Regions from separate parts of the Homo sapiens genome. Here region 1 is linked to region 2. A link is an interaction called in ENCODE POLR2A ChIA-PET data of the cell type or tissue named here. Cell type or tissue: CD4-positive, alpha-beta T cell. All regions are shown on one strand. Each heading gives the region's core, and the rest is flanking DNA. Links, peaks and the distances in the headings are about the cores only.

Region 1 (7,452 bases), core at 1,975-4,474, 59 kb after region 2:
GCCAGGCCTGGTGGCGGGCGCCTGTAGTCCCAGCTACTTGGGAGGCTGAGGCAGGAGAATGGCCTGAACCCGGGAGGCAGAGCTTGTAGTAAGCCGAGATAGCGCCACTGCACTCCAGCCTGGGCGACAGAGCAAGACTCCGTCTCAAAAAAATACTCCCTCGGGTGGCACAGTGGCTCACACCTATAATCCCAGCACTTTGGGAGGTTGAGATGGGAGGATCACTTGAGCCCAGGGGTTTGAGACCAATCCTGGCAACATAGAGAGACTCCATCTCTACTTTAAAAAACTATTTTTGGCCAGGCGCGGTGGCTCACACCTGTAATCCCAGCACTTTGAGAGGCAGAGATGGGTGGATCACTTGAGATGAGGAGTTCGAGACCAGCCTGACCAACATGGTGAAACACTGTCTCTACTAAAAATACAAAACTAGCCGGATGTGGTAGTGGGGGCCTGTAATCCCAGCTACTCGGGAGACTGAGGCAAGGAGAATCGCTTGAACCCGGGAGGTGGAGGTTGCAGTGAGCCAAGATCGCACCATTGCACTCCAGCCTGGGCAACAGAAGTGAAACTCTGTCTCAAAAATAAATAAATAAATAAATAAAATAAAAGTAAATAAATAAGGCCAGGTGCGGTGGCTCACACCTGTAATCCCAGCACTTTGGGAGGCTGAGGCGGGCAGATCATGAAGTCAGGAGTTTGAGACCAGCCTGGCCAATATGGTGAAACCCCGTCTGTACTAAAAATACAAAGATTAGGCTGGGCGTGGTGGCTCACGTCTGTAATCCCAGCACTTTGGGAGGCTGAGGTGGGCGGATCACCTGAGGTCAGGAGTTTGAGACCAGCCTGGCTAACATGGTGAAACCCCATGTCTACTAAAAGTAAAAAAAAAAAAAAAAAAAATTAGTCGGGTTTGGGGGCACACGCCTGTAATCCCAGCTACTTGGGAGGCTGAGGCAGGAGAATTGCTTGAACCTGGGAGGCGGAGGTTGCAGTGAGCTGAGATCACACCACTGTACTCCAGCCAGGGCAACAAGAGCGAAACTCCCTCTCAAAAAAAAGCCAGGTGTGGTAACACGCACCTGTAGTCCCAGCTACTTGGGAGGCTGAGGCAGAAGAATTGCTTGAACCCGGGAGGCGGAGGTTGCAGTGAGCAGAGATTGCACCACTGCGCTCCAGCCTGGGCAACAGAGCGAGACTCTGTCTCAAAAATAAATAAATAAAATTAAAAATAAATAAATAAATACGATTGATTATGATGGTCACACAACTCTGTAAATATACTAAACGCCATAAACCTGCCCACTTTACATACAGACCGTCAATAAACATGTGTTGAGTGTGTGAATGTCAGGTGCAGTGGGACCATTGCCAGAAAGGTGTCTCAGACCGCCCAGCCTGCAGCTGAGCTTGGTTTGATTTGGTCTTTTGCAGACAGTAGCTGATGGTGTTTTTTGCTTCTGCTGCTAGGAAGCTCACCTTGCAGCTCCCCTCTACCAATAGCATCTAGTAGGGGTTGAGCCTCATCGAAGCTGTGTCATTTTCCCTTTCCTGGACTCCCTCACTATTTTAGTTGAATTTTGTTACACCGTGTAACTTCCCAGGTTGCTGCAACCCTCTTCTGGAAGGAGGCAGGGTGTGAATTCATAGAGTATTCTTTCTTATCTTCCCCTTGGCTGTTGGCAGTTAGTCCACAGTGATCTGGATCCCTTGAAGAAAGAAATGGAAGAGGTCTGGAAAATCGTCCGGAAGCTGCTGATTGAGGGCTTAAGACTGGATCCTGACAGTGCTGCTGGCTTTAGGAGGTGAGTGCCCGCCCGAGCCCCTCCTGGTAGGGGTCCTGCTGCCCAGGCTGTGGGGAACACACCCTGGAAGCTCTGGGAGGAAAGATTCCAGACCTTTGGATGAGGGGATGGGGGCTTGGCTGTGGCTGAAAGCACTGAGGAGGAGGGAAGCTCTGGCCTGAGCTGGCAGAGGTGATCCAGCCCTATTCCTGCCAATGGGGAAACCAAGGCTCAGAGAGGGAAGGGGACTGGGCAGATCCAGGACCCCTGACCCCCACCCAGACAGTGCCCCAGGCAGAGGGACCCAATATTTATGGGGCTCCTGTCCTCAGACCACCCCTCACACAGCTTTAAAAACCATCCGTTGTGTTTGGGGCGGCAGAGAAACCACAAGAGTGGTTGGAGACTGCAGGGCCTGTGGGGCTGAGCTGGGCCGGGCACTGGCAGGAGGGATGCAGCCCTGGGGCTCTGGCTGGCTGCAGCCTCCCACACATGGCCTGGGCCCAGCAGGGGCAGCGGCTGATGATCATGTGCCTTTCAGGAAGCTGTTCAAGCGCGTGAAGTGCATCTCCTGTGACCGGCCTGTGGAGATGATGACTGGCCCGTGAGTACCACCGCCCAGGGTGCCCCGGCCCTAAGGGCTTGTGGGGCCCATGGAGGTCATCTCCGTGCACCTCCATGTGCACCGTTCCATGCACGCTGTGTGTCTACACATCCATATACAGCATTCTCTCCAGCCATCAAGTCCATACACGCCCACATGCACCATTCTCTATGCACCAGGTATCTACACATCCACATCCACTGTTCTGTACCGTCAAGTCCATACACATCCATGTACACTGTTCTGTATGTGCCATGTGTATCCACATTCATATACAGGGTTCCCCAGCCTTCAAGATACACATGTCCACATACACTGTTCTACAGCCATCAAAAATATACAAATATGCGGCCTTGTATGATAGCGCCTGCCTATAGTCCCAGCTACTCAGGAGGCTGAGATGGGAGGATGGCTTGAGCCCAGGAGTTCGAGGCTGTAGTGAGCTAGGATTGTGCCACTGCTCTCCAGCCTGGGTGACAGTGAGACCTCATATCAAAAAAAAAGGCCATGTTGGCAAGGCTGGTCTCAAACTCCTGACCTCAGGTGATCCGCCCACCTCAGCCTCCCAAAGTGCTGGGATCATAGGTGTATGCCACCGCGCCTAGCCTGGTTTTTACTTTTGGAAATAGAACAATTGTTTTTTGTGTCTTACTGTGATGATCAGAGGTCCTGAGATGCCTTTCGGGGGGGCCCCTTCTACTTCTATGCTGTGGACGCTTCTGGCATTCGAGGGTGGTGACCTGAGTCTGCACCTCCTTCCTCCTGCTGGGAAGGCTTCCTGGAGGGGTGGGAGACGAGCCCTCTGCTGGCCTAGCACGCCTCCCACAGCCCCTGCTGTGCCCTTGTCCTCCAACAGACAGCTGATCACCATCCGCAAAGCCCACCTGCTGTCCCGGCTGCGGCCAGCCAGCGCCAACAGCTGCGAGTACTTGCAGCGGCAACAGATGAGGTGAGCAGGATGGGCGCCCCGCAGGGAGGCCGCCCCGCATGGAGGCCACTCTGGAGCCTGGGAACCCTGTTCCTGCAGAGACACATCCTCCAGGCCCAGGGACCTAAGATTGTCCTGGACATGGCCAGCCCTTCGCAAGACAGGCACTCCGAGAGGTGGCTGGGGCGGCAGACAGGCCCACGAGATGATGGCGGAGGGAGGAACTGACATATTTACTGCACATCTATTGTGGGCCAGGAACTGTTAGACGGTTTCTTATTTAAATCTCACAACCCCCTGTGAGCTAGGGTTCCTATGCCCATGTCCCTGTTTCTTGGCGGAGGGAATCGGTGATGATGGGGAACCCTCAGGGAGCCGCTGCTGTGCCCGGCAGGCACTGTGCCAAGCGCTGGGGCTCACCTGGCCTTGTTGAGTCCTCACAGCTGCCCTCTAAGATGTATCCTGGTACCATCCCATGTCACAGTTGAAGAAACTGAGGCTCAGAGAACTGCAGTGACCTGCCCAAGGTCACTGCTAGCAAGTCCAGGGCTGATGTCCAAACCCTCAGGTTTCCACCGCACCCAGCTGGCTCCCTGGGTGCCAGCCCCACCCCTCAACCTCCTGACATCCCACAGCTCTATGGATCTCCCCAGCCTCCAACCCTGCTGTGGGGACGTCTGGCCAGGTGGGGGAAGAACCGGTGAATCGTCACCACAGCCGTGGGAAGGGGAGGGACGTGGGGGCCTGTGCTGACTCTGCCACCCTCCCTCCCTGGCTCCTTGAGATCAAGAGATTAGAAGGACACGCTCTTCAGGCCAGGGGTCCAAAGGGAAATGGCTGGGTCTGGGGAAATGCAGGTCTCAATTTGATTCCTCTGCCCCACTGTGTGTGTCTGTATCCATCCGCCAGGCCCCAGGCCTGCCTGGCTGTGCCAGCTAAACACAAGCTGAAAGAAATGCTGGTCTTCCCTCGATGCTGGCCAGGCCCTTGGGGCCCGTCCTGGGCTCTGGGGTACAGGGTCTCCAGGTCGCTGCTGACCCACTGCCCTGCTGCAGGGAACAGCAGTGGCTGCAGCTCCAGGACCTCGGTATCCAGGAGGATTGTCAGCAGGACTGGGGTGATGGCCCCCAAAACGCCACCAGCCTCAAGTGCAAGTCCTGCAACCTGTTGACGCTCTATCCCTACGGGGATCCCCACGTGATCGACTATGACAGCGTGAGTCTGGCCGGGGCCTCCTTCTCAGAGGGTGGACGTCAGCGCACCCCAGCCCCAGGTGTGGGACCAGGCACTGAGCAGTGGGCAACCCCAGCAGAGGCTGCACTCTGTCTCCTGGGCTTCTGCGTGTACCAAAGTTCGGGGGCAGATCGGGTCGGGGGCTCCCTAACCCGGGACCTGGGCCATCCAACAGGCCGAGGTGGACATCCTGGGCGTGGATGGGATCCTGTACAAAGGCCGCGTGAACAGCCAGCGTGGGGCTCAGCCCTTGGCCGTCGCAAAGGAGCTGGCAGGTGAGGGGCGTAGGGCTCCCTGGGGCACCCTTGCCTGGGGCCCTGGTTCTGCTGGGCAGGGTGAGAGGGTGCAGGTGGGGCCCAGAGCCAGCACTATCCCTGACCGGGGAGTCCTCACACAGTCAGTCACAAAAATTGGGTCACAGCAGGCCCCCAGGAGACTCAGTCTTTGCAATGGGGGAGGGAGACCGCGGGAGCGAGGATCTGCTGTTCCCGAGATCAACAGCTGACCAGAGAGAGGGCCGTGGCCACAGGACCATGGCCTGTGACGAAGGACGATGAGCTAGGAAAGGTGCTGGGCTGGTGCCAAGGGACGCCAGTCCACGGAGGACGGACTGGACAGCTGCCCTGAAGCCCTTGAAGAGGGACTAGGACTTAGCTGGATGAAGGGGTCGGGTGAGAGGAGAGTGGTCGTGTGGCAGGAACGGTGGGTGCAAAGGCCCTGTGGTGGGTGGAAGCCACTCACAGGCAGGAGCTCAGGACGCCGAGTCTCCCTGAAGGGTGGAGACTGGGGTGGGGCAGTGGGGTGACAAGGAGGAGACTTGGGCCAGACCCCAGAAGCTGTGTGTTAATATCACAGGCAAGGGTTGGGCCAGCGGGAGACCCAGAATTGTGCACATCTGGAATCAGTCAATGTGGTTGCTGCAGTGCTGAGGCCCGGCTCTGGCCGGCTCCTGCTGGGACCCCAAGACTCTGGAGTCCATCACTGGGTTCGAAGGACAAAAAGAGGAGCCTTCTCTGCACACCCCTTGAAGGCTCTTCCCCCTTGGGGATGGGGAGTTCTAAATTTTGCCCCTGGGTGGGAGCTACACGCCGCCCCATAAGGAGCAGTCCCGGAGCCACAAGATGGCCGGGGCCTGAACTCCACCTGCAGAAATTCTGGTTTTTTGTTGTTGTTGTTGTTGTTGTTTGTTTGTTTTTGAGGCGGAGTCTTGCTCTGTCGCCCAGGCTGGAGTGCAGTGGTGCGATCTCGGTTCACTGCAACCTCCAACTCCCGGGTTCAAGCGATTCTCCTGCCTCAGCCTCCCGAGTAGCTGGGATAACAGGCACGCACCACCACGCCCGGCTAAATTTTTGTATTTTTTAGTAGAGACGGGGTTTCACCATGTTTGGCCTCAAGTGATCCACCTGCCTCAGCCTCCCAAAGTGCAAGGATTACAGGCATGAGCCTCTGCGCCTGGCCCACCGGCAGAAATTCTTTCTTGCCAACGCTGTGCCTCCATTGACTCGAAGACCAGACATGGAAGAAGGGAAGGGGGACTGTTTCATCAATGTGCTGGGCAAAGGAGGAGGCACCCTGATTCGTCTCCTGGGGTTGCCGAGACAAATTACCACAAGCAGGGTGGCTTAAAGCAGCTGAAGTTCCTTCATTCCCCGGCCCATGTAGCACGCCGTCCCATTGGCCGGGCACGGTGGCTCACGCCTGTAATCCCAGCACTTTGGGAGACCGAGGCGGGCGGATCACAAGGTCAGGAGTTCAAGACTAGCCTGAACAACATGGTGAAACCTCGTCTGTACTGAAAATACAAAAATTAGCCAGCCATGGTGACACACGCCGTTAATCCCAGCTACTCAGGAGGCTGGGGCGGGAGAATCACTTGAACCCAGGAGGCAGAGGTTGCAGTGAAACAAGATCACGCCACTGCACTCTAGCCTGGACAACAGAGCGAGACTTCGTCTCAAAAAAAAAAAAAAAAAACAGCTGAAGTTCCAGCTGGGCAACAACAAATTAGCTGGGCATGGTGGCGTGCGCCTGTAGTCCCAGCTTCTCAGGAGGCTGAGGCAGGAGGATCGCTTGAGCCCGGGAATTTGAGGCTGTAGTGAGCCATGATCTCACCACTGCACTCCAGCCTGGGCGACAGAGCCAGGCCCTGTCTCAAAAACAAACAAACAAACAAACAAAAACAGAACAGAACAAAACCAAACAACAACAACAACAAAAACAAAATACAGCCAGAGTTGATCCTCCCGCTGTCCTGGAGGCTGGAAATCCTAAATCAAGGAGTCAGCAGGGCTGCACTCCCTCCAAAGGCTTGAGGAGGGTCCCTCCCTGTCTCTTCAGCTTCTGGGGCCGATGGCACTCCCTGGCACTTCTCTGTCCCCATGTGAGCTTCTCTTCTGTGTGTCCTCTCCTCTGTCCCCCATAAGGACATTTGTCTTTGGATTTGTGCCCGACCTAACCCAGGATGATCTCATCTCAAGATCCTTAAGCTAATTATACCTGCAAAGACCCTTTCTCCAAATAAGGTCACATTCACAGCTTCTAGGAGATGTATCTTTTTGGGGAGCACATTCAACACACCCTGTTTCCAGGCGGGCCAGACACCGTCTCAAACCCTGCATTCTCCTGGGCGGGATGTGGCTTCTCCTCGAGAGGACTGGCCGTTCCAGCCCCTGCCCCCTGCCTGGTATCTGCTGGGAGGGCTCAGGCTGGGCGTCAGGGATCACCAGGCAGGATCACAACGGTGGCTAATATTTAATGAACCCCGACTTCGTGCCAGGCCCTGCCCCACCTCCTTCACCCTCCAACAACCTGCCAAGGAGTTTCACAAATGACCAGCTGAGTGAGGGCTGCTTGCCGGGCGGCCAGGGCAGATGGAGTCCACATCTGATGCACCCAGTCCTGTC
Region 2 (6,948 bases), core at 2,755-5,254:
GCCTGTAATCCCAGCACTTTGGGAGGCTGAGGCAGTCGGATCACTTGAGGTCGGGAGTTCGAAACCAGCCCGACCAACATGGAGAAACCCCATCTCTACTAGAAATACAAAATTAGCCGGGCGTGGTGGCACATGCCTGTAATCCCAGCTACTCGGGAGGCTGAGGCAGGAGAATCACTTGAACCCACGAGGTGGAGCTTGCAGTGAGCCGAGATTGCGCCAGTACACTCCAGCCTGGGCGACAGAGTGAGACTCCATCTCAAAAAAAAAAAACAAAAACAAAAAAAACAGAAATAGTATACAGTAGGCCAGGCACTGTGGCTCAGGACTGTAATCTCAGCACTTTGGGAAGTCAAGGCAGGAGGATCACTTGAGACCAGGAGTTCAAAGCTGCAGTGAACTGAGTGCGCCACTGAACTCCACCTGGGCAACAAAGCAAGACTCTGCCTCAAAAAAAAAGAAAGAAATAGTATATAGAAGTTTATTAGGTTGGTACAAAAGTAATTGCAGTTTTTGCCTAAGTTCCTGTAACTCTAAGTCAACATCTGGCCCTGAGTTCACTCATGCTGGCTGGGACAGAAGACTTATTCTGGAAGCTTGGGAAAACAGGAGCTCACGTCATGATTGGGACTGCCATCTGCTTGGCCATGTATATATTTCTCTATGACTCAGACATCAGAGACCAGGCTGGAGTGCAGTGGCGTGATCTCGGCTCATTGCAACCTCCACCTCCCAGGTTCACGCAATTCTCATGCCTCAGCCTCCCAAGTAGCTGGGACTACAGGCGCCTGCCACCACACCCAGCTAGTTTTTTGTATTTTTAGTACAGATGGGGTTTCACCGTGTTAGCCAGGATGGTCTCGATCTCCCGACCTCGTGATCCGCCTACCTCGGCCTCCCAAAGTGCTGGGATTACAGGTGTGAGGCACTGTGCCCGGCCTTTTTTTTTTGTATTTTTAGAGACGGGGTTTCGCCATGTTTGCCATGGTCTCAAACTCCTGACCTCAAGTGATCCTTCTGCCTCAGCCTCCCAAAGTGCTAAGATTATAGGTGTGAGTGTCTGCTCCTGGCCAGAGAACACCTTTTGGAGGTTGCAAGGCCATCAGAGATGACTGGGTCCAAGTCTAAGCTGCCATTCATTTCTGTCTTAAATGTTTACTAAGCACCCATGGAAGACAGGTGCCCTGTGAAGTGCTGGAGATGACGGTGGGCGAGCAAGCAGTGGCACAGAGTGGGGAGCAGTCTCCGAGGAGAGAAGTGGCTGCCCCGGGCACCCCAGCTGCCTGGAGATGACAGAGCCAAGACAGGACCTCAGCTGTCCTGACTCTCTCCTTCCACATCACTGTCAGCCCTGTTTCTTTTCTCACACATTCTCCAGAAATGGTTTTCAAAATACACTTGAGTGGGATCTCACACTCCCAATAAAGTGCTTCACACAGTGTAGCTCACACAGTGCAGTTCCTTCACATGCGTTCCATTTACATAGATTTCATGGTACCCAGGACAAAAAGCTGAAGTGGCAGTGCCCGGTCCCCTGCTTTCCCTGGGGAGGGAAATGGGACACAGAACGTGCTGTTTCCTCAGGCCCCGCTGGGCCTCTAGCAGGGGGAGTGCCTCTGAGCTAATAGGCAATTCAAGGACTTTAGAGGACAGTTTGACTTATGAGGTCTTTGCTCTGCTAGTTGACTTTAGAACCTAACCCACTGAATGTGTACTGAAGAATTCAACACAGCATGCAAATCAGCACCCCCAACACTCAGGCAATGACGGAGCACATGAAGACCACGGTCCCTGCGTCTTGGCTCTTAGGAAGATGAGACGGCTGAAATGCAGGCATGGTGTATCATTTTATTCAACCAATAAGTATGGACCACACACTATGCGTGAGGCATTTCCTAGGCACTGAAGATGGCAGATCAACGTCTGTCTTAATGGCAGGCAGCTTCAGTGGGGGGCTGAGTAGAGGGCATAAAATACAGAAATAAAACATCGGGCCTGGCACAGAACAAAGCGTGGCATGGAAGAAGGAAGAACAAGGAAGTGGTTGCCACAGGGCTGCAGTTGTCACCAGGGATAGCTCCACTGAGCAGGGAACACTCCGTGTTGGAGGATGGGTGAGCCGGGTCCTCTGGCCACAGCAGGATGCCCACTTTTACCCTGATAAGCCGAGAGGCTTGCAGAGAGCTTGGGAAATCATTTCGCCCCACGACTCTCCATTTTCCGCACTCACCTGCCATGCTAATCCAGTTCTCCAAAGTTCTGACATCAAGTAGGTGGCTCCTAGAGCTGGGGAGCCTGAGAGCACTCGGCTACCACCTCCAGCAGGTATAGTTCCTTTTTGGCCAATTTTACTGGGGCCACAGAGAAATGCGTCATGGTGTGGCCACTGTCCCTGCAAAGCAGCTAAACACACACCACAGAACCTGAGCTTGACCATGCTGGGGACAGAAACTAAGGCCTGAGGTCAGGTGACACAAAATGCCTGGGGAATCTGAGATCTGAGAAGTGCTCACTTGAGGCCTTCTCCCCTGAACAGGGCAGGACTCTTCAGGTTCAAGGATGAGGCCGTTTCACTCAGCAGAGCCATCACCATCCAAGTTCCTCTCTTTTTTGTTTAAGTGACTACCTGTTTGAAAAGACTCATCAGACCCTCCATGGAGGTCACTCACCTCATGGTCCCTGCCCTCAGGGAGCTGCAGATCTACCTGGCAAGACAAGTGACACTTGAGAAGAACTTATAAAAAATACACAGGCAAGCCCAGCAGGAGCTGTCGCCTCTGTGACAGCAGGTGCTCCAGCAGAGAAAAGGTGAGGCCTGTCATGGGCTTCACAGCCCTGCAGGGAGGTGGCCAGGGAATTCTGGGTCTAGGGCAATGGAGTCACTCATAACATGCAGAATTAGAAAGTTGTGATCAAGGCCATCTCCCAGTCAGACCCATAGCTCCTGCAGGGCAGGGTCAGACCTTGGGGCCAGTTTCTCCAGGGCACCGGGCAGCCTGTGAAACATGGGTTAGTGGGTGGATGGGCTGCAGCTTGGCTGCTGCTCTAGGCAGGAACTCTGCTCTCCAGCCAGAGGACCCTTCTGTTCACTTCACTCCCATTGCCAAACTGGATGGCTGAGAGGCGCTCCAGACCTTTCTCGTCTCCTTAAACCATGACCAGTCAGCAAGTCCTACTAACTCCATGGTTCAAAGGCCCTCAGATCCACTATCTCATCTAACAGTCAAGGGTGACAGGGAAGAGTCTGGACTTGGACCATATCCCAGATCTACCACCGGATCGTAACTCACACTCCTCCAAACTATCTCATCCCCCCACCCTTCCCAAGCCCACCCCCGTACTCTTTCCCTGGCCTCCAAACACGCCCACACCCCACTTCCCTGCAAACCTGGGCCTTCCTGAGGATTCTGCTGCCAGGGGATTCTCTGTCCCTTGTCTTATCTCCCCTCAAGAATCCTGGGACTCTCCCACTTGTATTGTTGGGCCCTGCTTGGTGCCTAGTCCATGTGTGTTGAAGAAATGAGTGCACAGGTTTGGGGTTGACCTAAGTGGACCTCCTGTGCCATTCTTTTTTGTTTGTTTTGAAACAGTCTCACTCTGTCACCCAGGCTGGAGTCCATTGGTGCGATCTCGGCTAGCTGCAACCCCCAACTCCCGAGTTCAAGCAATTCTCCTGCCTCAGCCTCCTGAGTAGCTGGAATTACAGGCACCTGCCCCCACACCTGGTTAATTTTTGTATTTTTAGTAGAGGCGGGGTTTCACCATGTTGGCCAGGCTGGTCTCGAACTCCTGACCTCAAATGATCCACCCACCTCAGCCTCCCAAAGTGCTGGGAATACAGCCATGAGCCACCGCACCCAGCCCCTTCTGTGCCATTCTTAACCCAAAGGCCACTGCCCAGGGTGAGAACACAGCCGCAGCCGAGAGAGACTCCACTGCGTCCTCAGGAAAGTACTTACGTTCACAGCCAAATATCCAGACAGGAAAAAACACCATTTCTTGAATTCCAGTCAACTCCGTGATGCAGTGATCACAATGGGGCTGGGAGAGCCCACGTCTCCCTCAGCTGCTCTTCCGCCACCCCTGCTGTTTCAGGGCCAGCCATGGGCCCTTCTCTGCCATTACTTGGCAACCATGGGCAAGTCACTTAGACACTCTGGCTGCTGCCTCAGCTGGCCAAGTCCCACTGTGCTGCTACCTCCCTGGCTGACAGGTGAGAACAACGCATGTTCATAGGGCGGTACACTGCAAAGAACCCCATTTCCTCCTGCTTCCCCAGCCTGTGAGGCCGCTGTTTGCATGGTTTTTTTTTTTTTTTTTTTTTTTGGTTTTTGTTTGTTTGATTTTTTGAGATAGAGTCTTGCTCTGTCACCCAGGCTGGAGTGCAGTGGTACAATCTCGACTCACTGCAACCTCCACCTGCCAGGTTCAACTGATTCTCCTGTCTCAGCCTCCGGAGTAGCTGGGATTACAGGCATGCACCACCACACCCGGCTAATTTTGTATTTTTAGTAGAGACGGGGTTTCTCCATGTTGGTCAGGCTGGTCTCAAATTCCCAACCTCAGGTGATCCGCCCCCGTTGGCCTCCTAAAGTGCTGGGATTACAGGCATGAGCCACAGCACCCGGCCTGCATGTTAATCAGAATTGTGACAACCAAGCTCGCTTTCTTCCTGAAGTAATACGGGTTGAAATTCTCCCTAAACCCTCCCAAGGCAGCTCTCGCACTCTTCTCTACCTACTTCCACCTTTCTTGGCCTCTTTTCCTTCTTGGGGGAAAAACCCAGACACTGGGACTAGATCTGAATTCAGACTTAATTAGCATTGATTGAACAATTACATCTCAGGAAGACCCTCAGTGTTTACTGAACCCCCATTACACCTCCTTGCAGTAAGAATCGATGGTACTGAATCACTCAATGTACAGACCAAGCCAGGTCTCACCCACAAATCAGGAGCACTGAAAAGGTGACAAGAAATGTTTCCTGGAAAAATGGTCCAGTATTACCAAAAATGCATCACAACTGCTTTCAAGGAAAGAATCAGAATGCTCCTGGACCCCCTCACCCTGCACTGCAGGCTCTGTATTGGTTTTGCTTTGTCTGCCGTCAGGGACCCTTCATCTCTTCAGCGCTAACAGCAGATGCAGGCCTTCCTGTGGCCTGGGTGATGCTCTTCACCTATCACAGACGCGGCCAGCAAGGCCTGTCTGTCACACAGCTTCAACATGACAGAGAGGTCTCCACGTCTAGGCAGCCCTGGTCCCAGGACACCACCAATGTCATGGACCACTGCCTGATGACTCACAGAGTAGGAGAAGTGGTGACCGGGGCCATCAGGCCCACGGGTTCAGGAGCCACCAGACCAGTGTCTCCAAGAGTGGACAGCCCTCTGGGCATGGGGAGGTTCTGGCCCAGGCCCTAGGCGCCTCCACCTCTGCTGCACTGTATTGCAAGGTAGCCTTTACCACCTCCCACAGAGACTGTGGCTTGGAGACTCCTGACTAGGCAGAGACAGAAACAGAAACTTTTTGTGGGATCCTAGAAAGGGGCACATTTCCATTTTGAGTAATCTATTTCCAAGTCCCCTCGTGGGGGAAAGGGAACCTCCTGTCACCACTGCCGGCCTGGCTCTCTCTCTCCATCCTCCCCATGGAGCGCCAAGGTCCTCTGCAGAGCTCTCCCTGCCTGCCACCTTCTCACCAGCACTTCCTCCACCTACAGGACAGTGACATGCTATAAAATGCCACAACTTTAACTACCATATTTCCCTGTGTCTTCTATGAGTAAAAACATGTCCTTACCCTTGGAACCATGTTCCTCAAAGTGGAGACAAATTTTCACAGGGCCTATCTTTTCTCTCCCACTCAGGCAACTGAGTAGGGTGAAGGGCTGGTGTTTGTGGCTAAGGAACAAAGTACCTGGGCCCAAGGGTCTCAAAGCCACGGCCTCTAGTCCATCAACACCATGAGCTAAATTGCACTACACACCCCAGTTCCCCTAGACCTTAGAAAACACACACTGAACTGGTAGGTTCAACCTGGACAAGCTTACAGTGTAAAGAGCCGACAGGGAGTTGCAAGCTGATGACTAGCTTCAATTATTGCCAACGTGATCTGCTGGGGCAAGCTGGCCTTCGGGACGCATTCCGTTAGCTCCTTCTCAAAACAATTTTGTTCCCTGAAGTATTACTTTACATCATACAGTCAATGTTCTGCTCTTATGGTGATTCTAGAACCACGGCTGGCTGCTCTTAAATCCTTGTAAGAACTTGGGCACGGTAGCTCCTGCCTGTAATCCCAGCACTTTGGGAGGGTGAGGCAAGAGGATCACTTGAGCCCAGGAGTTAGAGACCAGCTGGGCAAAATAATGACATGCCATCTCTACAAAAAAAAAAAAAAAAAAAAATTAGCCGGGCATGGTGGGGCATGCCTGTAGTTCCAGGTACTCAGGAGGATCGCTGGAGACAAGGAGTTCAAGGCTGCAGTGAACGTCGTGACGGCACCGCTGCACTCCAGCCTGGGCCACAGAGCAAGACCCTGGCTCTAAATAAATAAATGAACCTTTGTAAGAGAACCTGTAAAGCTCTTCCCTGGTTCTCCCATCCTGTGGAAAACCTCCGAACTCCTTCAAATTCTCAAGGGTGAGAGACGGATTTCTAAATACCCAGGGCTTCCATTAAGGTAAAAACCATTAAGAAGATAAAAAAGTCAAACCCAATAAACAACAATTCTAAGACTCTAATTAATGACATGCATGCTTATTTGGGAGGGAAAGGCACTGATATCTGCAACTTACTTTGACACAAAAAACAAGAGGGACTGCTGGTTGGACAAATATGTGATGAAATACAATAAAGTGTTAACTCTACATTCTAGGTGGTGGTCTGTGGGTGTTCACTGTAAAATTCCTTCAACTTTTGTATGTTTCACGTTTTTCGTAACTGAATG

What was found. Peaks named below come from ENCODE experiments on the same cell type or tissue, not always from the same donor. Only the 100,000 strongest peaks of a DNase experiment are listed, where the experiment ranks them.
Region 1: POLR2A ChIA-PET joins it to region 2 with 6 read pairs; 6 of 35 experiments call an interaction of 5 or more read pairs at or near these places.

The regions. Positions count from the first base shown.
Region 1 is chr16:4,589,980-4,597,431 of GRCh38, forward strand. C16orf96 (chromosome 16 open reading frame 96) reads left to right here. Exons shown (of 16, transcript NM_001145011.2): 10 at 1,687-1,805; 11 at 2,326-2,388; 12 at 3,245-3,337; 13 at 4,372-4,531; 14 at 4,725-4,824. Among named protein-coding and RNA genes, the nearest start is that of UBALD1, 21 kb to the right of the region's middle. RefSeq lists enhancers at 2,490-3,290, 4,093-4,892. In CD4-positive, alpha-beta T cell, for the core only: no CTCF peak of the experiment used is centred there; no DNase peak of the experiment used is centred there.
Region 2 is chr16:4,530,388-4,537,335 of GRCh38, forward strand. The region is part of intron 1 of CDIP1 (cell death inducing p53 target 1); the gene reads right to left. Among named protein-coding and RNA genes, the nearest start is that of CDIP1, 4.9 kb to the right of the region's middle. RefSeq lists an enhancer at 5,617-5,726. In CD4-positive, alpha-beta T cell, for the core only: no CTCF peak of the experiment used is centred there; a DNase peak (open chromatin) is centred at 4,244.